Linked DNA regions of Mus musculus: all the other regions are linked to region 3. A link is a loop called in an ENCODE intact Hi-C map of the cell type or tissue named here. Cell type or tissue: left cerebral cortex. All regions are shown on one strand. Region 1 overlaps Prkar2b (protein kinase, cAMP dependent regulatory, type II beta). Region 2 holds the start of Nampt (nicotinamide phosphoribosyltransferase). Region 3 holds the start of Ccdc71l (coiled-coil domain containing 71 like). Region 4 overlaps Gm33484 (a long non-coding RNA gene). Region 5 overlaps Prkar2b (protein kinase, cAMP dependent regulatory, type II beta). Region 6 has its middle 45 kb from the start of Gm33308. Region 7 holds the start of Hbp1 (high mobility group box transcription factor 1).

The links. A loop is a pair of places that touch in the nucleus more often than their neighbours do. Peaks named below come from ENCODE experiments on the same cell type or tissue, not always from the same donor. Only the 100,000 strongest peaks of a DNase experiment are listed, where the experiment ranks them.
Region 1: it touches region 3 in a loop (3-fold over the local background); 15 of 42 quality-filtered maps call a loop at or near these places.
Region 2: it touches region 3 in a loop (11-fold over the local background); 6 of 42 quality-filtered maps call a loop at or near these places.
Region 4: it touches region 3 in a loop (3-fold over the local background); 11 of 42 quality-filtered maps call a loop at or near these places.
Region 5: a loop joins it to region 3, with 3 times the contacts of the local background. A loop is called at or near these places in 20 of 42 quality-filtered maps.
Region 6: a loop joins it to region 3, with 3 times the contacts of the local background. A loop is called at or near these places in 25 of 42 quality-filtered maps.
Region 7: it touches region 3 in a loop (5-fold over the local background); 17 of 42 quality-filtered maps call a loop at or near these places.

Annotation. Positions count from the first base shown.
Region 1 is chr12:31,975,213-31,979,212 of GRCm38, reverse strand. It overlaps Prkar2b (protein kinase, cAMP dependent regulatory, type II beta), which reads left to right. Exons shown (of 11, transcript NM_011158.4): 5 at 3,188-3,294. Among named protein-coding and RNA genes, the nearest start is that of Hbp1, 27 kb to the right of the region's middle. In left cerebral cortex, CTCF peaks have their summits at 2,491 and 3,441 (motif pointing left); DNase peaks (open chromatin) are centred at 1,413 and 2,413.
Region 2 is chr12:32,817,638-32,821,637 of GRCm38, reverse strand. Nampt (nicotinamide phosphoribosyltransferase) reads right to left here and starts at 1,303. Exons shown (of 11, transcript NM_021524.2): 1 at 1,012-1,303. The coding sequence starts at 1,068. In left cerebral cortex, a CTCF peak has its summit at 1,687; DNase peaks (open chromatin) are centred at 871, 1,458 and 2,050; H3K4me3 peaks cover 2,346 bases; H3K27ac peaks cover 1,808 bases.
Region 3 is chr12:32,377,632-32,381,631 of GRCm38, reverse strand. Ccdc71l (coiled-coil domain containing 71 like) reads right to left here and starts at 2,843. Exons shown (of 1, transcript NM_001162903.1): 1 at 1-2,843. The coding sequence starts at 2,648. The coding sequence ends at 1,992. In left cerebral cortex, CTCF peaks have their summits at 1,814 and 2,015 (motif pointing right); DNase peaks (open chromatin) are centred at 2,009, 2,557 and 2,906; H3K4me3 peaks cover 3,269 bases; H3K27ac peaks cover 1,686 bases.
Region 4 is chr12:32,895,743-32,899,742 of GRCm38, reverse strand. The region is part of intron 2 of Gm33484 (a long non-coding RNA gene); the gene reads left to right. Among named protein-coding and RNA genes, the nearest start is that of Gm33484, 11 kb to the left of the region's middle. In left cerebral cortex, a CTCF peak has its summit at 2,054 (motif pointing right); DNase peaks (open chromatin) are centred at 2,075 and 3,051; H3K27ac peaks cover 938 bases.
Region 5 is chr12:31,966,244-31,970,243 of GRCm38, reverse strand. Prkar2b (protein kinase, cAMP dependent regulatory, type II beta) reads left to right here. Exons shown (of 11, transcript NM_011158.4): 7 at 2,930-3,031. Among named protein-coding and RNA genes, the nearest start is that of Hbp1, 18 kb to the right of the region's middle. In left cerebral cortex, CTCF peaks have their summits at 2,282 and 2,484 (motif pointing left); DNase peaks (open chromatin) are centred at 2,481 and 3,836.
Region 6 is chr12:32,289,761-32,293,760 of GRCm38, reverse strand. No RefSeq gene overlaps it. Among named protein-coding and RNA genes, the nearest start is that of Gm33308, 45 kb to the right of the region's middle. In left cerebral cortex, a CTCF peak has its summit at 1,517; DNase peaks (open chromatin) are centred at 743 and 1,573; H3K4me3 peaks cover 363 bases.
Region 7 is chr12:31,947,728-31,951,727 of GRCm38, reverse strand. Hbp1 (high mobility group box transcription factor 1) reads left to right here and starts at 1,483. Exons shown (of 11, transcript NM_153198.3): 1 at 1,483-1,532. The coding sequence starts at 1,518. In left cerebral cortex, CTCF peaks have their summits at 816 and 2,328 (motif pointing left); DNase peaks (open chromatin) are centred at 1,292 and 2,232; H3K4me3 peaks cover 2,499 bases; H3K27ac peaks cover 2,503 bases.

The DNA of each region.
Region 1 (4,000 bases), 400 kb after region 3:
GAATATTATTCAGTGGAAGGAAATGATTGTGGAGCCATGGAAAGGCACAAAGGAAACATGTATTAGTAAGTCAAAGAAGCCAGATTGAAAAGGCTAGCCCTACCTGAACCTGTCAGACATCCCCTAATAGTAGGTGGAGTCTGTAAAATGGGCTCAGTGGTAACCAGGACTCAAGGGACAGAAAAGATGAACAGCTGGCTTCAGACTCTTGCTGGGGCAGAGAAACTGTAGCCATGTCCTTTCACTTGTGACTTGATTGAGTGAAAATGGTGTGTCTGTAGGTTCAAGGCAACAAATGGAGCCCTTTGGTGGGGACTAAAGATGCTGAGGGAGGCTTGTTCAAGCAGCTTATGGGAAATCTGTGCATCCCTCTCTACTTGCTATGAAACTACAACTCCTCTGAAAAATAGTAAGGTCTCGATGCACTAGTTCAAACATGCTGGTTTCCACTAATGTTATCACTTAGTAGCTGTTGTAAAGGACTAGGTCTGATGTTTTTGGGAAAAGGGATAAAACCAGAGATCATTATGTTTAGTGATATACACCAGCCTATGTACTTCTAATTTCCATGCGTGGGAAGTGGGTTAGGAAGGAGACTCAGAGGAGACATGTCCTTAACTTAAAGGAAAGGGGAAATGGGTGAGGAGTAAAAGGGTGACTGATGTGAAAGCAGAGGGGATGACTGGGAGATGGGGAGGAAGCAACCTGTCAAGGGACGAGGGACAGGGGGACATTATCAGGGAAGGAGAACAGATACACAGATAATGACACTGTAGCAGAGTCCTGCGATAAAACCCGTTAGTTTGTACTCTGACTTCAGAAAGCTAATGTCAAAATGTAGTGGCTTAAACGTACTTTGAGGATGGAGTTGGAATCCTGTTTTGCAGACTGAAGTCCCTCTGCACTAAGCCCTGAACTCAGCACAGTTTGAAAAGTACTTCTGTGCACGAGGAGTCTGCGTTTCAGCATTGCTGCAGCTGCAGAACACATTAGCAGGACAGCTCCGCGATCGCTCTTACACTTGGGCGGGCCTTTACGCTGTGTTAAAACCCCATGTTTCGTGGTCCTGTGGTCCTCATGCCGGCCTTGGGGCAGGACTAGCGAGACGGAAGATGGCCAGTGCATCCATATGTGCATCATGCTCCCCCTGCCCACTCCTCTCAGCAGGTTTTCATTTTCAGTTGCACCTTTCTGAGAGTCCTGCCACAGCCATCAACTCCCTTGGAAGGTGGAGGCAGGGGAATCCCCACGTGCTGAATGTATAGGAACATGTGCAGTGTATTTATTTACCCAGCACCGTAGGGAGGCGTCAGTTTTGTTCTGTGATGCTGTGATGTGTGAATAGTGGCACAGCATATGTCACCTCATGGTGGCTTCCTGGAGAAGGAGTGGTCAGAGTGGAGGCTGCACATTTGAGAGCTTACTAAATGTTGCCATGATTTGTTCATTCCATTTGTACTTTTCCATAGCAGCCAGTGAGAATGTCTCTTCCTCATGCCGTCCTCCACAAGTGAACGTTGCTAAGTGAGAGGAGTGGAATCCTATTTCAATCTTAGTTTGCGTATCTCTTTATTTTTATTTTGAGAGACTTTGGGCATCTTCTTTCCAAAATTATTCTAAGGCACACCCTCCTCAGAAGTATTTCGGATCTCTATACATGGGGTCTTTGCTGGCCACAGGAGAGCCTAAAATCTTGTGTCTTCTAGTTCTGGAAAATTCATTCCATATTTCTTCATTTTTAGTTTCCTCTTCCCTTTCTTTGTTGACTTCATCGTTTGGGTTTTACTCTTTCTAATTTTATATACTTAAAATAATCCAATCGGGGGCCATGTGTCATTTGATGTTTGTCATACCTATAATGTGTAACACCAAGAACAAACCGTAAAGGTAAATGCAGACCAGGGTCCGAGAGTCACTGAGCGCTGATCAGTCGTAACAAACCTCCCCCAGTGCTAGGGCTGTTGGTAATGGAGTAGGCGGGGGAAGTGTGGAGCCCTACAGTTGTCTCAGCGCACCTGTGGACCTAAGAGAACAATAGCAGTCATGTTTTAAGGTTTTTGTCTTTTATTGTAAGGATCCTTTTATATGCCTTTGTGTATAATGTCATCCTGAGCCGTCTCTGGGTGATAAGCAGCACTGTCTAAAACCCTGCTCTGTTCCTGGGACACCTATGGCATGGGGTTGCGTTGAGGCTGCCAACCAAAAGCAGATTGAGAGCCCTGAGGAAGCAGGGCAGCCTGTGAGCTAGCTGTTAGACCTGGGAGCGTCTTCCCGGCAGTGAAGAGCTTGCTTTCCCGGCACTGGGGTTTGGTGCGCCTATTCCAGCTTGTTTGATTTCTCTCTGATCCTTGTCTGGGAAATTAAGTCAAGTCTGGGCTGCTGGGTGTTGTCTGGGTTAGAGGGACTTGATGGGAAGGTTGGTATCTGATCCACCTGCACCTTGAAGCCATTCTCAGGCTTTCGTCTTTGTCTCTTGGCTGCACCCTGGTGGAGCACAGGATTTTAGTGTGGCTGCTTCCCATGCTGTTCTCATTGGCCCCTCCAGCACTGTTAGATGCGGCTTTAATAATCCGTCAAGAGCTTTCCTAGAGACGTAGATGTTGGTTTTTTAAGGGAAATGCATTGACAGAAAAGACAGTGGCAGATTTTGCTTTTTGTTTTGTTGTTTTGGTTTTGTTTAGCTTCCCTCCACTGCACCTCGGTCTGTATTTTGTTCTGTTTTGTTTTGGGCACTGACACAAACTGTAAAATTGAAGTTAGGATGTAATTTCACCAGGTGTTTAGGGAACTGCCTCCCTAGTTCTAGCGATAAATAGAAGAGGTTTTAAGAACAGATAGTTTACAAAAATTTGAAACAGTTCTTTATCATCCTAGTTAGTTTAGCTTTTAAAATTTTTTTCCTCAAGATGTGTGGTGGTTTGGTAGTTCTTTTCCATGTAAAGTGGTGATACTTTGAAGTGTTCTAAAGTAGGCCAATTATCATTACTTTCATTCAGATGTTGAATATGAGAATAAATAACCTCACTTGTATGTGGTGAGGGAGACAAATGGTATTTTTTTTGATAAAACTCAATGGTAATGATGTTCTCATTTCTTTGAAATCTCTCACAAAAATATAAAAATTATACGGTTACTTGAGGAACTGTGTTCTAGATACACATAAAGTTATTTTGTCTATTTAAAATAGGAGCAGATGTCCCAAGTTTTAGATGCCATGTTTGAAAAATTGGTCAAAGAAGGGGAACACGTAATTGACCAAGGTGATGACGGTGACAACTTTTACGTCATTGACAGGTAAGTCATCTGGCTTTATTACTGAAGTTTAAAAACCTACTGTGTGGGCTGGAGAGATGGGTCAGGGGCTAAGAGCACTGACTGCTCTTCCAGAGGTCCTGAGTTCAATTCCCAGCAACCACATAGTGGCTCACAGCCATCTGTAATGGGGATCTGATGCCCTCTTCTGGTGTGTCTGAAGACAGCTACAGTGTACTCACGTATATGAAATAAATAAAGAAATAAATCTTAAAAAAAAAAAAAAAACCTGTGTAAAACCCTAGCAGTTGCTATGACAACCAACAGGTTAATCTGATAATTGTTTCTCTTCAACCTTACTACTGTATGATGTAAACATCTCATGAATATATACAACAGAGCTGCAGCAGGTCATGCAAGGAGTCAGTTTATAGAAGAAGTAAATCTGTAAGTCACAGAAATGAATGTGCCTTGATTTGCTCGTTCATATTGGGCAGGTAGAAAGTAATATTGCCATATAGTAGATGCTAATTACAGTGAGAATTGGAGCAAGACATGGTACCAAAGAATCTAAGTGATGGTATAGCCCACTCAGTATCGCCACAATACAATGTCCTTATTATTAACTAAAAGAATCAGGTATTCCAGAAGGCATAGGGTAAGGAAGGGAGCCTTTTCCCCTACTGTTTTAGTATCCTTTAACCAGTAGAGTGAGCACTTCCTGTGTCCTCACAGAAATTGGGTAGTA
Region 2 (4,000 bases), 440 kb before region 3:
AATAGTTTACCAAAAAAAAAAAAAAAAAAAAAAAAAGGACAAACTAGTATGTAAGCAAATGGGACTCTGAAACATTCAGATTACAGGGCTACAAAAAGTAAAAAGCAAAGAACCAAAACAAAACCACGAGAGTACTACGCCTAAATCGCTACTCAAAACCATCACGATGTTCAAGTAAATACTAAACTTGAAAGCTAAAATTTAATCTGTTCTCGCGAGGGTCCTACTAGTCTGACATTTTATCTTTTAAGCGTCTTGGCTAACAAACTTAACTGAAGATCAGTGCAGTTCATTTCACAGTGTGTATGGGGGGGGGGGGCGGGCGGGCATTTCTTCATCATTCCTCTCTTGGCTAAGGTGCATATCAAATGGAATTAGTGCAAGAGTCAACTCAATAGGCACCTTAAAGCAATGTGCCATTTTACTCTCCCCACAAATTCTCCAGGGTTATAACTCCAGTTCCTTTAACTCTTGGTGTTTCACTTTCCATTTCACAGAAATCACGTAGTTGATCCTGGAGAGCCAGAGCACACTGGCCTCTGCAACCAGGGGGCAGGCACGTGAATGATCCCTAGGTGCAAGGGAGTTGGAAATGCAACCCCACCGAGTGGGACAGCTGAATCAGACGCGGCTCCCGGGGCCGGGTTATCCTCCGCGCTGGGACCACTGGCTGGGTGAGGGGCACACCGCCAGGACCTCTCCCCGAGCTCCCCGGGGCAGGACCGTACCTGCCGAGCCAGGGGCTGTTACCTAACCGGCCCGATCGTCCCACGGTCTCATCCAGTCCTCCCTGTCCCAGAGCCAAGGCCGCCGGCGGCTACGGTAGCTGCAGCGTGCGCCCATCCCGCCGAGCCTCCGGCCGCGCCCCCGCCGCGGCGTAGGCCCCGCCTCCGGCCCGCGCCTCCATCCTTCAGCCACCGCGTTGCGGCTCCTCCACCTGCCCCATCCCGCCGCGCCGGCTCCCGCCGCCCCGGGCCCGGAGACCCCCCCCCCCCCCCATCGCAACTCCACCTTGTACGAGTCGGTGGCCAGCAGGATGTTGAACTCGGCTTCTGCCGCAGCATTCATCTCGGGCCGGAGCGGAGACGCCGCGCCACGAGCTGCCCGGCGCGGCTGCGAGCAAGGAGAAAAATGGGCTTCGCTGCGCTCCGTTGCTTAAGTCACCGCTCGCTCGCAGGGGGGCGGGAGAGCAGGGAACGGAGCGCGGGGAGGGGCCGGGAGGGCGGGCAGGTCCGTGACGCGGCGGTGGAGGCTAGCGCGCTCCCCTGCCCAGCGCGCTCCGGCGGCTTTCCCGGCGGCTCCGCGCCCCGCCCATCCCGGGGACAAGGGGCGGGGCACGGCTGCGCGTGCGCAGCGCAGGGGCGGGGGGGACTGAGGAGGACGTGAGGCACGCGCTCTGCCTCAGCTGCGCCCGCCCCGGGCCTAAAGCCGACCGTCACCCCAGCGCGTGACCTGGGCGCCTGCCTCTGAGGGGCGTGGTCTGATGCAGGGGCGTGGCTTGGCGTTCCCAGCCTCGCCCCTCCTGCCGGGAGTCTCTTTGCCCGCCCCAACCCGGACCTTCCTCTTGTCCTACCCAGTCCCTGCTCGTCCTGAGAGTCTTGTTGGAGTCACGCCACCAGCTAAGGCCAAGGAGCCACCCACTGTCGTCTCCCTGTTCCCGCACGCGCTGAATTACCTTTGTCTCCCGCTTGGACGATGGATGGAATCTTTGGTCCCCATCCGTCTTGTGGATTCCGATCCTCTAGATTTTCCTTTAAAATCAGAGGAGCTGCTTGCGGTCTGAGTTGCCCTGGCGCGTGGACTTGCTTTTCTCCGCGCTCAGTCTGTAGCTGAGCTCTTTGATCCTTTGAAGGCTGACTTTTCCTGGAGAAAAGCCTTTGCGTCTTAGGGAAAGGTTAAATTCAACCCTCTCAGACAATGTAGGGACAAGACCAAATTGAATCTAATATTGTTGGGAAGTAAAAGGCATACAGCCAAGTCTTATACAGTGGATCTGTTTTTTGGTTTTTTGTTTTCCTTTAAATCATTAAATCGTGGGGGAAAGAGCTAGTAACCTCCCAAATAAGCGAAGTGACGTCTGATGACGTCACCCAACTTCCATGAGCCTGTCCTCTTGTTCAGTTTTCACATACAGAGTTGCAAATTTGTTTTGCATAGAACTAAAATTCCCTTTGCATGTTTAATAGCATTTAAGAATTCTAAGATTTAGGCTTTGTTGTTGTTTTGTTTTTATGGAATACAAGTAGCAGGGGGAAATCGGTATAACTAAACTGGCACAGACTGCATCAAGTTAGTAGCTTCCTTTTGCCTTTGACTTCTCAACAATGTTAGATTCAGTTTGGTCTTGTCCCTTCATCGTCTGAGAGGGTTCAATTTAACCTTCCCCTTAAGACACAAAGGACTGTTGAGACTTTTCTCCAGGAAAAGTCAAACAGCTTTCAAAGGATCCAAGAGCTCAGCTACAGCATCCATTCATCTACAATTGACCGCCATTTTAGGCTGTTTTATGCGGGGGGTGGGGGGTGGGTGGGGGGTGGAGGTGGGGGTGGGGATAAGATTCTAATTACAAAGTAGTCTTTGTTCACGGTAGTGTTTTCTAAAAACAAAATTTGATCTTGCAATCTTTCAGTTTTTTTCCCTGTATAAAAATGAAAAAGCCCAAAATGTAAAAATGCTAACATTGTAAGCATACTGACATTGCTAGATAAGTTCAAGAGTAGGGTCTGCAGGAATATTACTGGCTTAATCCCACAGCAATCTTTAGAGGAAAAGGTGACTATTGAAGTTCTTAGAGTTCTTAAAAGCCCCTCTCCCGCAAAGGGCTATATGCTAGTGTGGACTGACTAGAAGGAAGCAGATCAACTTTTAAGAGTTGGGGTCTCAGATATAGCTGTCTCTTGTGAGACTATGCCGGGGCCTAGCAAACACAGAAGTGGATGCTCACAGTCAGCTATTGGATGGGTCACACGGCCCCCAATGGAGGAGCTAGAGAAATTACCCAAGGAGCTAAAGGGAACTGCAACCCTATAGGTGGAACAACAATATGAACTAAGCAGTACCCCGGAGCTCTTGTGTCTAGCTGCATATGTATCAAAAGATGGCCTAGTCGGCCATCACTGCAAAGAGAGGCCCATTGGACTTGCAAACTTTATATGCTGTGTGTCTCACTCATTCCCCTCTCTGTATACTAGCTCTGGTTCTCAAGGCCTTTGCCACAGACCCCAATTTGCCCCATCTGACTTGCTATTTATTCTTACCACATGTGTTAGATATTTGGCAATGGGGAAATACCTTAGAGAAATAGTTATAAAAGAGGAAACATCTATTTGGCTCATAGTTTCAGAGTTTGATCCATATCACTCAGTGTTGTCTTTTTTGGACTTGGAGTAGAGGAGGGAATCATGGCAGAATGAGTGATAGAGGAAAGATTCATAGAAGTCAAAAATGGAGGTGGTGAGGAGAGGGCAGGAATGGAGACAAGGTATAGTCCCAGGAACATGCCCTGATTACCTTCTTCTAGCAAACATCCAAATCATGACATTTCTATCATCTCACCAAATAGTACCATCAGCTGACAAGCTCTCAACATATAAGCCAGAAGAGGGCAGTTCCTATTCAAACCGTAAAATTCTACTTTTGGTCAAAGACTCATCACCATCTGATGTATAAAATGCATTTAGTCCATCTTCAAGAATCCTTAATATCTCAAAACTTTAAGTCCAAGCTCTCTGCAGAGTTCAAAACAAAATGTTAGCTTTCAAGATACAGTGGTACAGAGTAAGCATTCCCGCTCTGCAAAAGAGAAACGGGAACACAGGGATGAGGGATAGAAACGAAGCAAATCAGAAACACAGCAGGACACAAGTCAAATCCTAACTAGCATAACTTCATGTCTGACAATTGGGGCTGCATGCAGACAGGATGGAAACTCTGAGGCTTGGATAGCCATTTGTTTGAATATGGAATAAATTCTATTAAATAGTACAAGATTAAAAACCTT
Region 3 (4,000 bases):
AATATATTTTCTGGGAAGAAAATCCCATGTCTCTGAAATACATTTGGCAATGGAAGCTAATAACCAAACTGTCTTAGCTTCCCATGACACAGCTCTAACACTCTCCCTCTCATGGTGACCCACCTTTCATGTACTCAAGTAACAGTATTTGTAACAATGTATTATCAATGAGTGGTGAATAAAAGACCGAGGCTTGTGGGAAACTGGCATAAAGTCATATATGTATATATATATATATATGTGTGTGTGTGTGTGTGTGGTTTTTTACAAAACAAAAACACTAAAATTAAACTCACAGCTCTTTTCATGAACTATTAAAAACTTAAAATACTTAATTCAGAAAGCTATGCCGTTGAATTCTAGAAACACAAGAGTCAAAACTGCAACTGTCATTATTCTCAGAAACTGCCAAGCAGAGATAAACCTTAGTGCTGAGTGCTTAATAAGTTCCAGCCCTGTAGGAATGTCCCATGGCAGAACACTTAAATCTGAAATAACAGTGGTAGAAAAAACACTATTTGACCCTTTAGGTATTGCAGAAAAAGCTGGCTGTGGCACCACTGGCTAAAAACCCACCAAGTCTTGCCGCCACCAATGACCAAAGGCACTTGGATAATCAAGAACTCCACTCTGGGCCATATGGTATACACGCTATTATAAAAGTGGACAAGTACAAGAAGGGTCAGTACTGTGTGGCTCCATGTTTTGATTCCTGTGGCCTTCAGCTATCAAAGATTGCAAACACAATGATGAATGGGAAGAAGAGAAAAAGAAAACTCATAGGACAAACTGTCAACCAATTGTCATGGTTTTCAGAAATACAATGAGTATTAGCTTAGGCATTTCTTGTTATTCAACAACAAAGAATTAAGATCTACTTTTCTGCCAAATAACGTTGACCAGTTATATGGTACCAAGAAATGCCCCTGCCCCTCCCTATAGATCATTCACAATTCTGGGAATTCTAAAGGGTATTCTGTTTATCTGTTTATTCACAATGTCCACACGTATTGATCTCTCCTAAGCAACTTCCATCTTAATTCTCTTCCCATTAACAATCCTGAATATTATGTTACACCAGGAAGCGAGGTCAAACACCTCCAACTGGATTCCAGTCATTCTTGTAGCCAACATCTTCTTCAAAATTTATTCAATTTTTATCACAAGCCATGTGGTTCAAAACACTTCAATTTTATTCAATTTAAATGAATAGAGTAAGTCAACTTTTTCTTAAACAAAACTTTTAAAGAATATTCTACCATTTTACTTAGGAGCTCAGTAAATATAAACTTTCAATATAAAACTTTATATATAAACACCTTAACCTTTTATTTTAAAGTTGTACTTTGCATCTCTTGTTAATCACTGAGCTCATGAAATTCAAAGCCATACAAATCCTTACATTAACAGTCATAAGCTTGAAACTCTTAAAAGACGACCTTGATCAAAGCTTTGGAATCCAGTAAAAATTAGAAAACGAGTGGCCTTCAGAATACCCTGAGCGTACACCAGCACTTCACCAGGAAACATAGTCGATCTTCTGTCCAGAAAGTGGGGCTGACAGTCAAAAAGAAAACAGAAGGGGAATCAGGAGCAAGTAAAATTCTGGCTGTATTACACAAGCACGAAAACAAAATTCCTTTGGAGAAAAAAATTTGTAAGTCTTCGGAGGTCTTCCAGACCGGTGAGGTAGAGTCCGAGAGGGAGAAAACGCACGTGTCCCTCCAGGTTCTGGAGACGTCTCCATCCGGGTTGGGAAGCAAAGGGACTTCTGTCGCGGGTCCGGCCGTCCCGTCTGGCCGCGGGCGTGGGGGCCGCACCTGTCCCGATCCTGGACCGCGGCGCCGCACCGCATCCAGGGGCCTAGTTCGCGCATAAAGTGCACCAAAGGGGGCCGGTTCTGTAAACATTCGACTGACATTGACATAAGTCCGTTCCAGCGCGCGGAAGCTTCCCCGGGCGGCGGCCGGCAGGAGGCGCCGCAGCGCGCATCACAGCCGGTGCACCGGGAAGCGGCGCAGCCTCACCACCGGGTCCAGGTCCACTCGCAGCACTTGGCTCGCCCTGCGCCGCGCCACCGCCAGGCTGCGCTCGCCCCACACGTCGTCGCCGACGCGGATGGTCGGGAAGCTGGTCAGCGTCGGGGTGGCCGCCCTCCAGATCTCCTCCAGGGTGCGGCCCCCGAAGCTGGATGCGGGAGGCCCGGGCTCCGCGGCCGCAGCGGCGGGGCGCGGCCTACGGGTGTCCGCGGCAGCCCGAGCTCCACGGCGCCTCCTCCTGGGCGTTGCGCGCGGGCGCGGCCGGCGCGCGGGGCGGCTGTCGGGCGCCGGGGGGTCGGGCACCAGTGCCCGGCACGAGGAGTAGCCGTAGACGTCCTTGCTGCGCAGGATGTGCGGGGAGAACTGGTGCTTGAGGCTGCAGAGGAAGCTCCAGAGCTCCGCTTCCGAGCTCATGAACTCCGTGCTGCTGGGCATGAAGAGCTTGAAGGCGTCGCCCAGCGCCTCCGTGCTTCCGGCCAGCGACAGTTGCGACCGCGAGTACACCACCTTCTCCTCCAGCGCCTCCAGCCCGGCCCCTCCTTCCGCTCCGTAGCCGCCGCCCCAGGCAGCCCGGGGCCGGCGCCGCCGCCTCTTCACGCCGCGTCGCATCAGAGGCCGCTCGGGACCGCCCGCCGTCCCTGTCCGCGCCCGGCTCGGCGGCGCTCGCCTGTGCTGGCGCCTTCCGCCCGGCGCTGCTAGCCTGTGCTGGCGCCTTCCGCCCGGCGCCGCTCGCTACTTTTCTCGCCTCGCCGCCCCTCCCCCTCGGGGCGGAGGACGCGCTGGTTGTCCTGTGGCCGGGCTAAAGATGGCGGCAGCGGCGGGCGCCCACCCCGGGGCTTTGTCATTGGACGGCGCCCGCCCCCTCCCCTGGCTTCTCTTTCTTCTCTTCTCTTGCCTCCTTTCGCCCTCAGCCTTTCTTTAAATGGGCCCGCCTTAGTCCCCGCCTCCCACGGCCTCAGCTCCTCCCATTGGGTGCTCTCCGAGTGAGGGGCGGGGACTGATGGGGGAGAGGCCAGTTCGTGGAACATGGTGGCTGTGGTGGGTGATGGTGAGGCCCTGGAAGGCCAGTCAACCATTGGGTGGATCCATGAGGGTTGCCCTGTCAAGAGAAGGAAGTGGGTGGGTGTGAGTGCCATGTTTGGGGGTGTCGTGGGTGATTGTGTTCAGCTGTGGGTTGAGCTGGGGAAGTCTACCAGTCTGAATAATGAGAGAGAACCCCAAGACTTGATAGTATAACAGCTGAGAGAGTTGGGTATAAACTAGAAGGGATGGGCATTTCATGAATCCCTTCTAAAGTCTCAAATCCTGCTTTGGCATCTTCATATGCTTTGCCTCTCTTGACCCCATCTTTTAAGAAAACTAAAAGTTCAGGCATTGATGACAGCTTCCTTCTGGGCAATGGAACCATCTTGGCACATTTAGGAGGTACAGGTCACTGGGAAAGAAAAGAGTTAATACTGTATGAACTAAAAAGTCTGCTCAAGTTGGACAAACAGCAATGGCAGCAAAGCTGTTCTGCTGAAAGAAAACATTTTTTTTAAATCAGAGTGCTATTCCACATTTCAGTTGGTATTAAATTGCCATTCGCAGCACCATCTCTATCCTTGATGTAGTATTCCACGTAATCAATAAGATTCTTTGAGAAGAATACATCCTTAAGAATGAATCACCTTTTGTATTTGGGAAGACAGTAGTAGACATCCTTTTTGTCAATTCCTCTATTCACTCTCAACTCGCTGCCTATTCACATAATAGGCGTTGAATGCATACCAAATGGATGTATGAAATAGCACTGCCTGTTTGAAATGGAGTGCAGCACTGAAATTGCTTAGAACAAGGTAATTATATATTTTGCATTTATATTGCAATTTTCTTTGAAGTCCTTTAAACTTCATTATTCCCCTTGCTGGGGATAGAACCCAGAGCTTCACACATATGAAGACTGCACCCTACTAGTGATC
Region 4 (4,000 bases), 520 kb before region 3:
TTGTTCCTTCTGCCCTTGAATGTGTTCTGTATCTAAGACAGACCTTGAACCTGTGATCCTCCTTCTGTAGCCTTATGAGTAGCTGGAATTTCAGGACTGTGCCACCAGATTCAACATCGCTGCTGTATTTTAAAACACTGTATATGTGTAAACACACATGTACAATTTTATAGATATACCTAGAATTTATAATTGTTATAAAGGTTTCCATGTTTTTTTCCTTTTTCCTTGTTAAGGCAGTTACTCTGTCTTTATTCTCCTATCCACAGAAACCCCCTTCCCTTTTCAAGTAACGCATGCTGTCAACCTACTGTGTGCCTGCCCATTCTTACTCTGCTGGCTAGCTTTTTGTTTATTTGACACAGATTAGACTCATCTAAAAGGAAGTCTCCACTGAGAAAGATCCGGCTGTGGGTGGGCCTGTACAGCGTTTTCTTAGTTAATGACTAATGGGGAGGGTCCAGCCCACTGTGGGCTGTTTCACCCCTGGGCTGTGGCTGTGGGTGCTATAAGAGGGAGCCATGAGAAGCCAACCAGTAAACACCACTCCTCCAGAGCCTCTGCAGAGCTCCTGGCTCCAGGTTCCCACCCACCCTACATTCCTGCCCTGACTTCCTTCTATGCTAAACAGTGATGTGGAATTGTAAGAAAAATAAACTCTGCTGGTCATGGTGTTTCACATTAGTAATAGAAATCCTAAGACACCTTTACTTATATTCCTATATATTCATTTAAAATAACAAACACAGCAGGTGATAGCCAACTAGCTGAAACATTCAATATTACTATATCACTGTATGCTACACACACACACACATCTGACATTTTGTGCTTTCCATAGTGGCACAAAATTATGAACATTGTTGCTTTCTTATTATTCTTACAAAGAAACATCTCAGGCCTTAAATTCCAGTGTGACATGCATGGCTTTCTCACTTATCATGGCTGCTGTATGGAGCCATAATCAAACCAGCCTGATATGTCAACATTTGGTCCACAATGCTGTGTCCCTAAGGCATCCATCTGGTCCCAGGGATGGTGGGCTGATGATGGGTGGTGCATTTTGCTATATGGTGCCAGCTTCTTGTGTTCAAATGTGACAATTCACATTCATAACTGCCAACAGCATTTAGGAAACTATTTCCTTCTTCCACACTCCAAGAAATAAGTAAGTGGCTTTCTGGGTTTTGTCAACTATATAGGCAAAAGCAATCCTCTGAAACTGTGTACCGGGAATTTCGGTATCTTTGCTTATTCTAGTGTGCTATCTCAACCTTGTTAATATCTGCAAGGGTTTTTTTTTTTTTTTTTTTTGGATATTGATCTTAACCATACATTGAATTTTTTTTTTACTCTAGTATTTGTCCACTGATTTTGTTTAGGTTCTTGTTTGCCTCTGGCCCAGCTCCCATTTTCCATGTCTCTCCCCTAATCTCATCTCCTCTCTTTTTCTTTCCTTTCCACCTGCTTCAGTGTGGCCACTTTTCTTCCCCTTTGTTTTGTTCAGTCAGCTCTCGCTTCTCTCTGTCCTTACCTCCTCTTGTCTCTAGCTCCCTGTGTTGATTTTAAGTGCAGAGAGCCTGGCTTGTGTCATCTATACAGCTGTGAAAGACTAAAGGTGACTGGAGCAGACACAAAGAGGCACCAAATTCTCAATTCTCAGAACTGGGTTGAGACTTTGAGAAGGTTTCCTTTTTCATGGAGAACCACCCCTAGGCCTCCTGGAGAGCCTAATCCCATAGGTCTGGTGTAGGATGCAGATGGTGTGTGTGTGTGTGTGTGTGTGTGTGTGTGTGTGTGTGTGTGTGTGTGTGCAGGACATTCCAGTACAGTACACAGTTAAGACCAACAACCTGTAAATGAGGATTGGAATGGGGGAACTGGGCTGTTGATCCCCAGTGTCCGTACCTTGCTTAGAAGACTGAAATCCAGGTTGTTGAAGTCCCAGGTGACTTGCTCCAACAGCTGTACAGCTCAGCTCAGTGCAGGACAGTCTGAGTCTGCAGGTCCATCTGGGCAGGACCTGTTCAAAAGGCAGCACAGCTGAAGTACTCCAGGTGGCCAGAAGGTGGCAGTGTAGTCGTGTGATACTCAGGCGACCTGCTGGCCCGGAGGATGCTAAAGCCAGACTGGCAAACCGTGAGGTGGGAGGGATTCTCTGGCCCTCTGACGACCAAGTTCACCCAGCATCTATTGAAGTGAGCTATCTCATGTCAAATACTCTCATTTAATCTTCATGGAAGCCCCAAATAAGGCACATTATTTCTCATCTACCAAACGGGGAAGGTAATTTCTTTGTATTCAGCTACAGTTACTGTATGTACTGCTTCCTCCAGTGTCAGCATATTAACACAAGAGACACTCCATTCATTAGTTCATTCATGCTGATCATTCCTTCCCTGCCCTTCTGTCCTCTACCCCTTCCAGGGACAGCAACGATAACTGCGTTAACCAAGGAAACGCAACGTCCATAGTTGTTCGCACTTTAACAGGTCACTGAGGAAGCAAATAACGGTTGGATCATGATGACATAAAAGCCCTGAGGTGGCCTCTGACACACAGCTAGGACAAAGGTCACACTGAATATCTGTGGACCCAGTGCGGGACCTTACTTGGCTAATGTGACATTACTGGATGATCCCTCACAGCAGTTTTCCAGGGGACATGGCTCTACAGATTCTCACCGTCTCTATGGCTCCTTTTCCTTGCATCTATCTTCATGCTTCCCTTGGCCATCAAAGGGCTGTGCCAGGCTGGTGGCCACTGAGAGAGGAGGGCTTCCCAACTCATCTCCTTCCTCTAGCTCTGCCTCTCTCCTGGTGTCAGCATCATCATCACACAGGCCACAGTAGCCCAGGCTCTCACACCTACCTGTGCTAAGTCCATCCATCTGTCTATCCATCCACCTGTCTGTCCATTTGTCCATCCACCTGTTCATGTGTCCATTCTTTATCCACGCATCCATCGGCCCTCCATCCATCCACTCAGATGCTTCCAGCATCCAGCCAAGGCCTGAGTTTGCCAAGGCTAAATTTAACCCGCAGCTGCCTCATCAGATGCTGGATATTTTCAGTGAGGAGTCTCGGGCCGCTGAGCTGGAAGCCTCTGAGGGCTGCTGGCCAGAGCTTACACCCGTGCTTTGGGTTGAGCTCAGCATCCAGGCTGTTTCGAGAACTTGTCTCTTCCACTCTCTTCCTTTTAATTTTTAAAGAGATATTGTAATGCTATCATTTCCTCCTTTCCTTTCCTCCCTCTAAACCTTCTCATGAACCTCTCCCAAAGATGGAACGAGCAACAGCCGAGAGCCAAAGAGTCAAGTGACTTAGAGAAGCGGATTCTACCCCACCCCCACAGCACTGATGGTACCGGCACCCCTCACAGCCCGCAGAGCTAGACTTCAGGCGAGTCTCTGGTGGTTGTGATGCCTGAGGGACTAAGCTTTGTAAACCTGTCTTCTGCTATCCCATTGCTGGGACTAAACACCAAGTACTAACTAGGTTTAGGTATTTTATAGAGAGCCTTTTATTTAAGACATCAAAGATTGGACTCATCCCTCAGTCCCCTCACATCCACCCTGATGGAAACTGAGGCAAGATGAGAGCAAGTGACAGAAGGACAGCTCTACACTGTCACCTGCACACTGTCACCTGCACCCTGTCACCTCCACCCTGTCACCTCCACCCTGTCACCTGCATAGTCACCTGCACACTGTCACCTCCATACTGTCACCTGCACCCTGTCACTTGCACCCTGTCACCTACACCTTGTCACCTGCACACTGTCACCTGCACCCTGTCACCTGCACCCTGTCACTTGTACCCTGTCACCTGCACTCTGACACCTGTACTCTGTTACCTGCACACCGTCACTTGCACACTGTCACCTGCACACTGTCACCTGTACCCTGCCATCTCCACACTGTCACCTGCACCCTGTAACCTCCACACTGTCACCTGCAGCAGCCTGAGTTCTCTTTATAGACCACCACGGGGGGGGGGGG
Region 5 (4,000 bases), 410 kb after region 3:
GGTGTTAGGTTTCCCCCTCAGCTCTTTGTAGAAGAGGTTGTAACTGTCCGGTTCCAGAGGGTTGCTGAGTTACAGAGTGTACCATTCATCTCAGCCTTTGACTCATAAAACATCTCCCTCGAAAGAAAAAAACAAGATACTTCAAGCTTCTTTTTTATTGGAGCCAAGTAGTCATTGTATGCCTATTAAATGAGTCATTTTTATAAGTTATGGGATTGAAAAAAATGGAGATTCTTTCACGTAGAAAGAACCACACCCCCGAGTATGTTAAGGATGCCTTAAAACTGACAGAGGAGCCGCATCGGAGCAGACATCTCTGTGCAGGAAGGACTCAGAGTGTGGGGTGGGAGGGGTGTGGGGCCAATCTTGTTTCCATCATGACTTGCTTGATACAGAAGGGGTACCCTAAAAGTCCCACTGGAGTTGCCAGTCAGGGTGTCAAAGAATAATTAGGTGTCTTCACACATCCTTAGTTCAAGATCACATATTTTCAGATTGCCCCCCAAGCCTGGATGGTTTCAGCCCTGATGCTAATGGTAACCAAGGTACAAGGGCTCGGAGTTTTTGTGTGCACAGTTCTTAAACTTCTAAGAAAAATTTCAGAGATTTCTTTTGGTGCTTTATCCATGTTATTGACATTTATAAACAGTGATAGTTTTTGAGGCATGCATAAGTGCAATATCTTGAAAATTATAATGAGCATACTTTCATCATATTTGAAACTTGCTTTTTAAGAATAATTTGTATACCCAGTCACTTCTAGGGGAAGTTGAGGCAGAGTGGAAATGTTAGAATCCCACAGCCTGCAGCCTGCCCAGTGGTTGTAAGTGCTGGTGTAAAGAGAAGCAGTTGGCAGAGAGGAATCTTCATCTTAGAGCCTCACTCTGGAAATAGCACCCTGCAGCTCTTAGCCCTGAGAGATTAGCTGAAGTCGTGGCCACACCAGTGACTCAGAAAGGCCATTGTGGAGGTGACTGGGAATAAAGCTTTTGAAATTGGGCTTCCTGGATTTGTTCAGTCACAGTGGTTTGTGAAATGGCAGGCAGTTAATAGACAATTCTTCCTGAGATACACAATTCATGATTTATTTCTAAATGGCTAAACTATTTCAGGCCTTCTCTGTTTTAACAACAACAAAGGTCTGTCTTTAAAATGTACCTGCTTCCCAAATCTGACTGTATATGACAATCACATGGGACACTTTTATAGATATAAATTATTTCATCAGACATGTAGCGATTTTGATTAACCAACGTCTTTAGTTTTAAAAATTATCTCAGCAAGTTCTGAGACAGGCTTCAAAAGAACTCAGTATTTTTGTGAATTAACTCATAAAATTTAGAAATATGCTTTATTATATTTACTTTTTATTTTGTGTACTGGGGGACCCAGATGTAGAGGTCACTTGTGCCCTGCTGACTGAAGGCAGGCCATTAGGCTTGACAGCTGGCGCCAAAGCACAGCTGGCATCTAAACCAACTCTGGAAACAAGATGTTTAACTTCCTAGTGTCTCATTCTGCCTGGCTGTTAGCACAAGCCACCAAAGATGGCGCAGGCATCGACATCTCACTGATCTGGGGGTTGAGAACTCTTAAGATTCAGGCACAAGAACTTTGGTGCCTGGAAGAGGGCCAGCTCTTAGATGTCCTCATTAGTGGGAGGGGCAAGGCAGTTCTCAAGGGTCTTTTATGAGAATTATCTAATTCTATGACAACTCCACACTCGTGGCCTAATCACCTATTAAGGCCTACTCCAAGGACCATGCTGAGGGTTAGGATTGCAACACACGGACTTGAGGATGGACACATTCAGTTCACCATGGCTAGAGTTATATCTGTCGTATATTGGCATAACAAAGTATTGATTAAGTAATATCCAGTTTTAATTTTACTAAAATGGTATCATTATTCACTGGTGTATGCCAAACTATGTGATTATGGGATATTTACATAAGAATGAAAACATCTTATGAGAATTTCTGGAACATAGCTTTATGAGATGCTTTGTGTAAACATTTTTGTCATTCCTAAATTAAGTTCTGCATTTTCTGAGATCATAAAAATATGAAACAATTAGACTGTAAACGTGGTAAATTCTGGGAAAAGACCTCAGCCAAGAATACTGTTTGCTTGTACTTTCACATTTTCAAAAGGAAAATTATGATATTATATGGGTATAAAAAAGAGCCTAATAAAGAATGAATTCTTTCTGGATTAATTCTTTTCACAGTAGTGTTTCTTGTAGATTTCGTTTCCATGCATGTATACTTCAAGAACATGGGAGCCAGTACCTTTATTTCTGTGTCTTTATGTCTTACTGAAGTAGATATTTAAGAAAATAATACTACAAAGAATACACTCCCAGACTGAGTCTGTCCTATTTCGTTTTTTATATAAAAATTCAGATCTTGTCCTGTCTACTTAATTGAATTTGTTACCCTGCCATCTACAGGGAGGCAACGGTACTGGGATTTTTTTTTTTTTATAGGGTGACAGTGCCTCCTTGTGGACTCTGTCTGAATCAGTGGTTTCACCCTTTAATATCATGCTTTAGGTTGTAGTGATCCCTAATCCTAACATGATTTTGTTGGTACTTCATAACTATAATTTGCTACTGTTATGAATCATAATGTAAATATCTCATATGCATCCCCTGTGAAAGGGTTGTTCAAACCCCCAAAGGGGTTGTGGCCCACAGGTTGAGAATCACTGGTCTAAATGCTACTTTTTCTAAGAAAAAAGAAAGAAAATTTTATATGGTTTTATAGCAAATTTTGTGTCTAAAGAAATAAAAATATGTAATTTTTTATTAGTTGATTATAATTATGCTATAATCTTTTACTTCTGAAGTCTTTAGTTACTGTGTATGCCTTGTAGGGATTCCTTGTTCCAACGGTAACTCCGTTTGTATTTGCTGTGCTCTCTTTAGGACAGGGTGACCTTCAGGAGAATAATTGTAAAAAACAATGCCAAAAAGAGGAAGATGTACGAGAGCTTTATCGAGTCCCTGCCGTTCCTCAAGTCTCTAGAGGTGAGCTGAGCTGTCACTCTGCTGTGCTGGCTGCTTTGCTAGGAAGCACTCGTGTCCTGAAAAGTTCTTGTGACCGTCTTGTGAGGCTAGCCATGCTGGGAACCTGAGTTTAATCCCCATATGAAGGTGGGAAATGTCTCCTGATCTCCACACAGAGTGTGTGTTATAGTACCCTAAGAAATAACGATAATGAAGGTGGTAATAACGATAACAAGAGTTTTAAAGTATATTATATTTTACTATGAAAAGAACAGATGGCGATATAAGATTTTTACTGCTATTTCTTTTACTACATGTAACAACATTTTATCCTGCTTTTTGGAAATAAGGCTCTTTTTTGGACTTTATAGCAAGTCTACAGGAGCTGTTTATCAGATAACAAGTGTAAGCAGGTCAGCATCCACTCGGTTTTCTCCCCACTAGCACTCATGTGTCGAAAATCATCTCTACCCTGTCTTCAGAATATCTTCAGCATCCAATCATTTTGTTAACTTCACCAGCCCCACCTTCTGTCCGTATCTTCATTGCCTCCTGTATGACTTTTATCAGCCACCTACAGAAGAATCCTTTTAAGTTCCAGATCAGGGCAGTCTTGCTAACAACCTTCCCAGGACAGGATAACTTTGAAGAAGGCCACCGAGGTCCCTTGTCTGTACCTCTCAGACAACTTTGCTAACTGCTGCACTTCCACCCTGCCATAGACATTAGCTTCCTGCTGTTGCATACGCATGCCAGCCCTCCCTTCAGATCTATGCATGTGCTGTCTGCCTAGGACAGCCTCCCCCACAACTCCATGGCTTCTCCATGAATCTCCTTCATTTCTTAGCTCAAATGCCTCCTCAGTGAGACCACCTGTTTCTTATCTTTGAAGGTTCATGAAAGAACCGTTACCTTACAAATTCGGCTCTGCCAAAATTCATTGTGAAAGTGCTTTTCTAGACATTTTATAATAGATAAAGCCTCATATTT
Region 6 (4,000 bases), 88 kb after region 3:
CTGGAACAGCAGACAACAGGAACAGAGAGAGCCACTGGGCCTGGCTTGAGTATTTGAAATACCAATCACCCACTACTCACCCACTACCCACCTATCCCCACCCCTGAACCTCCCCAACCCCACTCCAACTTCCATAACACACTTCCTCCAACAAGGCCACGCCTCCTAGTGCCATTCCCTAAGCATCCAAATATGAGCCTATGGGCCCCTTCTTATTCAAAGCTCCACAATTTCATTATTGCTCTTCTCTATTTTCTCTGGATTCTGGTGAAGTTTGAGGGCAGAGGGTTCCAGACTTCCCTTGCTTACAGTATTTTCTTGAGCCTTTGAGTCCAGAAAGCTGAAAACTACGTTTTCCATATTCCACAGTAGATATATTATTTAGATGTTTTTTTTTTTCACATAGGGTCTCTGGTAGCCCAGGCTGGTCTCAAACTTCCCACATAGCCAAGTGTGATCTTGGATCCTCATCCATCCCCCTGCCTCCATCTCCCAGGTACTGGACCTAGATTTGGTTTTAAGTTAGACTTAGATGTAGCCAACCCGATGCATCAGTACAAGCCTTAGCTGGCAGGCACCTCTGGAACTGGCCCTCTCTGCCACTAGATGGGCAGAGGTCTCAGTGCCAGTCACTGCTATTTTGACTGTTATGAGTCCACAGGGCCTGGTTTTCCTGGTACACACTGCAGCAGGGGCAGACCTGTGGAGCACACAGCAATCCTGACAACTTCCTGCTCAGAGTGACGTCCTCACCAGGACATGGCCAACACAGCAGCTGCCCAGTGACACCATTTTGTACTGTGGTTTCAAGAGTCATTTCTGAAAGCTCCACCTAGTGTCTGGTCCTCGGCACACTGTCAACATTTCCACAAGCCGCTCAGCTTCCTAAGTCACGTGAATTCTGTCCCTCTAACTGGACTTAATAAATTAGCAGCCTGGCTTTGGCAGAGGAGACTCGCTTCCATTTGCTGGGCTCTGGATAGCAGGAGTTTTAAAAGGTTGCAGCTTTAGGTTTCTCTATTAACAAACAAACCCCTCAGAAGGGTGAGGCGTGAGAATCTTGGGTTTGGGGTCAGACTGGGCAGCCTAGTGAGACTCTGTTAAGAAGGAAGAGAGGAACAGAGAGAGAGTGAGGAGGAAAAGATGGAAGGGAGGCAGGGAGGGAGAGAGAGAGAAGGAGAGGAAGTTGCTTTCGTGGTTTTGCTTAGTCATTCCAAGGTTAATGTCCTCTTTTAGGCGAACCAAAAGAACTAATCCCTGTGTCGATATTCTATCCAGAAATACGTAGAAGATACTCGTGTATTTTGAAGTCACAACCCAAACATTATACCTTAGTAATGGAATCATCCCATTGGTCAGAACAGAGGCTGTTCTGTAAACAATTTTCTAAACATGATAGATTCGAGTCTTCATTTCTCCAGTTGTTTAAGCCTTTGCTACTCCAAGTGTGGCCTGTAGGGGTCAGCAGCACCGACTCAGACTGCCTCACCAAGATCTGTTTTTAATGGATCTCGCGCTGAGAGTAAGATTAGGCTTGGAAGTCAAAGAGCTACCCCAGGCCTTGAAGAGGGCACAGCAGCCTTGCCTGGCTCATCTCCTTCAGCCCACCCTTCTACAAAGCGGGACTTCAGGGAAGCAGGATTGTCTGGAGCGTCAAATTCCCGAGAGCGCCACCTTGTGGTAATTTTGAGGTATTTTAAAACGAGGCGCCTTAGATCACACTCCCTGCTCTTCAAGTTTATCAGCTTGAAAGTCTGGGGTTTTTTCCTGTAGCCGATTTCCCTCGCCCTTTCTTTCTCGGTCTCTTTTCTCTTTTCTTTATTACAGGAGCTTACCCATCGTCGCCCAGGGCTTGGTTTAAATGTCAGTACATTTTCCGTGGTTGTCATTTTGTGTTTTTACGAAGTCTGGATTTAAGTGACATATTCTGGAGACTACCACATTCGCCAAGGTTCTTTGAAGCAGGGCACCCAGAGAGGCCTGATTTGTTAACTCATTCATCATTTCTCTGGCTTCTGTGGGCACTTAGTGATTTAACCTTGTCTCCTTTTTCTTTCTTTCTTTGTTTTGTTTTTGTTTGTTCGTTTCTTCTAGCTATATAGAAGTTTTTGAGTTAGTAAAGAACTCATAGTCCACTGCAATGGACATCAAACTACTACCACTAAACAGCTGCTTTTTACTTCCTTCATTTTGCTTTCCACTTATCTGTTATTCACTGGGTGTTGTGCTGTCCTTGTGATCAAACGACAATTGCAGGAGCAGATTGGCTCCCTCCACCTTGTGGGTACTGGGGATCGAACTCAGGTCATCATGTCCTGAAGCAAATGCTTTGTCAAGGGAGCCACCTCACCAGCCCTGCTTCATTTTCATGTGGGGAATTTCCATCCGTTTTTTGTTTTTGGTTTTTTTTTGGGGGGGGGGGTTGCTGAAATTCAAATATTGCATCATCTCTAGCAGGTCTAGGTTACACCACACCCTAGCAATGTGAACCTGATAAACTGGTATTTCTGTGAGGGAATATTTCACCAGTCTATGGATTAATCACTCCTGACTCCTTACTCAGCGGTGTGCACTGTAGAATTTAGGAGACCCATGGTTACAGCGTTTTGTCCACTGTATTCAATCACCCTGTTCATTATTCTCCAGGTAACCAGTTTCCCTGTCATATTCAAAATCCATGTAAGATAGACAGAGCCATTCTGTGACCCAGCAATTTTAGTCCTGGGTGTATGCTTCAAGGGTAGTAAGGACTTCTATTCACACAGAGTCTTGTAGACGAATAGTTATAGCAAACATAATTCTCTTGTCTTATTCCTCTGGTTAAACCATTGTGTACTGTATGCAATAAGGATGGAAGGAGTGTGTATCCTTCACTCCACCCAGACTATAAGAAAAGTGCTCTGAGCTTTTCCTCATTTATTATAAGATTAACTATGGGTTGGTCATATACAACCTCTGTTGTGTTTAACTATGTTCTTTCTATTCCTAGCTTGTTCTGGGATTTTATCACAAAGTGATGTTGAGTGTTGCCAAGGGTCTGACTAGCATTGATAGAAATGACCATGTGATTCTGTTTTTACCTCAAGTCTATTTATATCTTGCATTATAAGTTTTGGGCTATGTATGTTGAACCATTCTGCATCTCAGGGTAAAAACAACTAAGTCACAGTGCATAATCTCCTTGGTGTGTTCTTGAATTCAGTTTTCAATAGCTCTGTGTGTGTGTGTGTGTGTGTGTGTGTGTACATGTGCACGAGAGAGCATGCACGCTCACACACACACACACACACACACACACACACACACACACACACACACACACGGTCTCTCTGTGTAGTCCAGAACTCACTCTGTAAAGTAGGCTGGCCTCAAGCTCACAGATATGCCTGTCTCTCTCTCCCAGCTGCTGTGATTAAAGGTTTGTGCCTCCAAGCCAGGTCAAGTTAGGAATAATTTAATTGAAAACTTTTGCATCAGTATTCATCAGGAAAAAAAAATTGAACACCCCCCCCCACCTGGGGCTGATGTGCAGGCAGAAGAGCCAACAGTCTGATAAGCCAGCCAGGCCTGCAACCACCCATGCTGGGTCCTTGCTGCCATTGAGGGCCACATCTGGGACAAAGGTCCTATTGCCACCAAGGTGTGTGTTGATGTTCATGGTCTAATTTACCATCAAAGGCCAGGCAGAGGTCTGTGGTTTGTGGTCTACTACCCGGAGCCATGTTGATCTCCTTGGGTCATGCTGTCCCCAGCGTGGGGGGGGGGGGGGGAAGCAGGGAAGGAGTACATACTGGTCTGAGTAGCCTGCACAGCCACCTAAGGTGATATGTCCACAGGCAGTTGGGGCAGCCTGCAAGGGTCTTGTTTGGGTCTGGGGTCCTACTGCAACAAGGACCTTGTTCATGGTCTATGACGTCACTGGAAACTGTGTAGAAGCCCATGATCTTTGTTCCCATTGACTGTGAAGAGCAAGGAAGCTACTTTTGCTGTTAGATGGATG
Region 7 (4,000 bases), 430 kb after region 3:
TTGTTCTGTAGCTTTCAGGTCTAGAAATGCGGGCAGTTTTGAAAGATGACCTCGAGCTCTTCCCTAAATTGACTTGAGCAGAATTCGTACTCCTTTCTTTCTCAATTTCAGCACATTTCTAGTAATAGGAAGAAATAAAACCTAATCCATACCCTACATGATTAAACACTTCATGTTCAAAGAAAAAAAGCTCAATAATGCCTATAGTAATGCTTATAATGTGAATAGTAAAAATGCCAATTACAGACTGACTGCACCCAGATGCTATGAGCAACCTCCTTTAAAAGGAAGCAACTAACACAGAAAAGCCATTCCCCACTTTTGGTAACTCCCTTAGAAAAATCAGGAGGAACTTCTAGTAGAAACAGAGTGGAAAGGCAGTTTTCTGTCTGAACGCTTAGGGAGGGAGAGACAGTTAAAAATATTCACCAAAGACACAAGTAACCTAGCAACTAACTTCGGACAAATACAGTCTATCTACACTCCTCTGTATTAATTTAAAAGAAAATGTAGGCCAATAAGGAAACATCGCTTCGAATGCCTCAAATTCAAAGCAATAGTCCAGTACTCTAAACAGCTGTATAAATTCTTGAGTCCGATACTGTCTCATTCTTAAACCCTACAGTACATGGCACTTGGCTGTGTCTCAACTAATTCTGGTCAAACTGGACACTGGTAAATCTTCCCCAGTTGTTGTTGGCGGCGTATTGAGTCAAGGGCTGGTTAAGTTTAAAAAAAAAAAAAAAAAAAAATCTGTCTAGCTCATCTGCTAAGGGAGGGCAGTACTGAATCAACTTTTGTAATCCCCAACGTGCTTGGGCCGTGATTTGTAAGTGATCAAGTCCCTGGCTAGCCTGCACTGCTTCCGCTTGTGCAGTCATCTTCTTCCCCTCGCACTAAAACAATACCTTGGCCACCAGCCAAACTTTGAGCAGCAAGCGACTCTGCTGTTTATGGCCTGGAATGGGTGCTGAAATACCCAACCAAGGACGCTCTAGGCCCTCTGGGAGGCCTAAAGGAAGAGAGGTGGCCCTGGCTTTAAAACACTCCTATCCTCCGCCCCCTCCCTTTTGTCTCAGACACCAAAACAAACGAGCTGATACACGTGTCCCTATGACTCTTGTTTACTATCAAGACTGCGTTGTGCGCGTACCTCTGGGATATGTAGTTCAGTCAGCTCCTCCCCCCCGGTAATTTCCTCAGCTAAGGAGCAAGGCTGAGACTACTAACCCACAATCCACTTCGATAGCAAAGTTTGGCTCCCGTCCCCCGTGTCTCGGCAGCAATCCAATCCAAAGCGCTTTCTGTAGTGATTGACAAGCCACCTTCTCCAGTAAACACAAGAGAAAAGTCAATACATGCCCGCCCACCGAGACGGACTACGGCACTTTCCAATGGAAAGGCGGAACCTTAGAGTGGCAGTTCTTCAGACCAATTAAAGACGAGAAAGGTGGACGAAGGCTCAGCCCCCCGGGGGCTTCAGGGGAGGGGGAAGACGAAGCTTGAAAGACTTGGTAATGGCGACGGGTTTGGTAAGTAGGAAAGTTTCGGCTGAGGAGTAAACGCGGCGGTGGGAGTCGCGGCGCGCCACAGAGAGGTGGGCAGCCGTCGGGAAACGCGCAGGCAAGCAGCTGGCGACGCTGTCGCGACAGACGGCCTGCGTCCTGACTCTGTGTGGTCGCGGGGTTTCTGAGGGGTGGGGGGTGGGCAAGGGAGGGGCTGGAGCTTCGGGGCCGGGCAGCGGCCGCGAGAGCGGAGACCCTTGGGACTCTGGGCACTGGATCCCCTGCGCGGAACCCGCCGTCCGGGCCTCCCGGGAGCTCTCCGAGCCTGGACGGCCGCGGCTCCCAGGACTCGGGGTGGTGGGGGTGGCGGAGCTCGGGGCTCGGTGGCGCTCGCGGTGGGGGCCGGCGGGGAAGGGGCCGGGGCAGGGGAGGGGCCTGGCGCTCCGGAGGGCTCCGGAAAGTTTGCCTCGCCACTCCCCGCTGCGGGGGCCGAGGGCGGACGCCGGCCGCGAGCTCCAGCGGGCCGGGGGCTCCGGGGAGGCGAAGCTGCCTCCGGGGCCCGGGCCGGGCGGGGGAGCTCGCGGAGCCGTCGGGCCCGGGGCTCATTGTTACGCAGTTCGAATGAATGGGCTCCGAGGCGCCTGCGCGGTGCGCGGTGGGGCTGCGCTAAGGGGGAAAAACAAGCCTGGCGTCCAGGCTGCGGTCACATGATGGGGGGGAGGGGAGGAAGCGATGAATGGCGAAAGAGGTGGGGGTGGACTTGGCCGGCTCCGGGAGGCGCTGCTCGGCCTGACCCGGCGACTAGGCCCGCGGGCGAGGCCCGGCTCCTCCCTCTGCAGGCCGATTTAAACAAAACAAAAAGGAGTTGGGGCGCAGCCGGCTTCCCGAGCCTCGCTTTCGCGTGCTCCCGGCGCTGAGCGCTCCGGAGTTCACTCCCTGGGACTTCTCAGCCGGCGAAGGCACTGACAGCTGGGCGGGACACGGTTCCTGGCACTTTGTACCTGCTGGGGGGGACTCAGTTGGGCTTAAGGGAGCTTTATTCTCTAGGGAGAGGGGCGGGGGTTTAGGATGGGTTACAGTCGAAGAATGATTTTAGCAATTATAAATACTTAAGTAGTTACAGCGGTGATTTGGAGCCGTAATTTTGTGTTTTGGTTCCGGTGTTTCACCTCTCCCTTTAACCCCAGCTTTGTCGAACCAAGAGTATTGGGGGAAGTGGAGTTACATTGAAAAAAGAAAACTTAAGACAAGTTTTCGAGATACCTTAGGCTTTTGAACATTACTTCAACTCGACTAGTAAATTTCAGAACCTTTTTAAATTTTTTTCTATTATAGCTCCCAGTTTAGTTTTATAAACCTATTTATCTTTTCTTCCTGGGAAAGCCCTTCCTTTGTTAACTTCCCTGACTTAAATACAAGGATGCCCTCTCAGTGTTTTTTTTTTTTTTTGTCATACATTTCTCAAGTGAACTTGAAAGGCAGTTTGTTCCGCTCTTAATATACCGTCAGATTATCACTATTGTATTTTATCTTTAGACTCTGGGCCTGAAGGTTCTTTGTGTGCACCACAATCTGGTCTGTGTATCGGCTGGAAATAAAGATGTCAGTACTCTCTTACAAGTTCTCCTGTTATTCCCCAACTGCTAATAAAACAACGGCAGATGGTTTCTGTGTTTTAAATTTCACATGTGTACAAGAAGGGGAAAACAAATCTCATAATTCAGAAAATTTGAATCATTTCAATTGTTACTACCCAAAGTCAGTAATAATTCCGTGTACTTTCATATTTTGTTCTGCATTTACTTTACTCCTGGTCATACTTTATATTACATTTTCATTATGGAAGTTAGAATTTTTTAAACCCATACCTGGTCTGTAACCCCAGCACTTGGGAGGTATAAGCAGAAAAATGGGTCATGACCTTGGACACATACTGAGTTCCAGACCAGCCAGGGCTACTTGAAAAAAAGAGTGAAATTTAAAATTTAACCTTATTAGAGCATTTTTTTTTTTTTACTTTTTTTGGTTACTTCAGTGTGTGTGTGTGTGTGTGTGTGTGTGTGTGTGTGTGAGAGAGAGAGAGAGAGAGAGAGAGAGAGAAGACAGATGGCATAGTCTTCATTGAACTACCTGTCCTGAAGAGTCTGATGTCTAATCCAGGCTGGCCTTGAATTCCTGTCAGTCTTCCATCCTTAGCAATCCTTGAAAATAAAAAGCTATTAACGCTGCTATAGAAATGCTGCCTTGCTTGTTTGGTGATCTGTAACTCACTGTATAGACAGGCTGGACTAGAACTCACAGTGATCTTCCTGCCTCTGCCTCCTGAGTGCTAAGCCCACCAGGTCTGAACAAAAAAAAGAAGAGGCTGTTTTACAGGTTGTCGTAATATGAAAATGTCCAGGATTGTAATTAAGTTTAGGAGAGTATTTTCTGTCATATAAACATTTCATTTAAACATTGATTTATTTTTTTATTTTATGCGTGTGAAGGTTTTG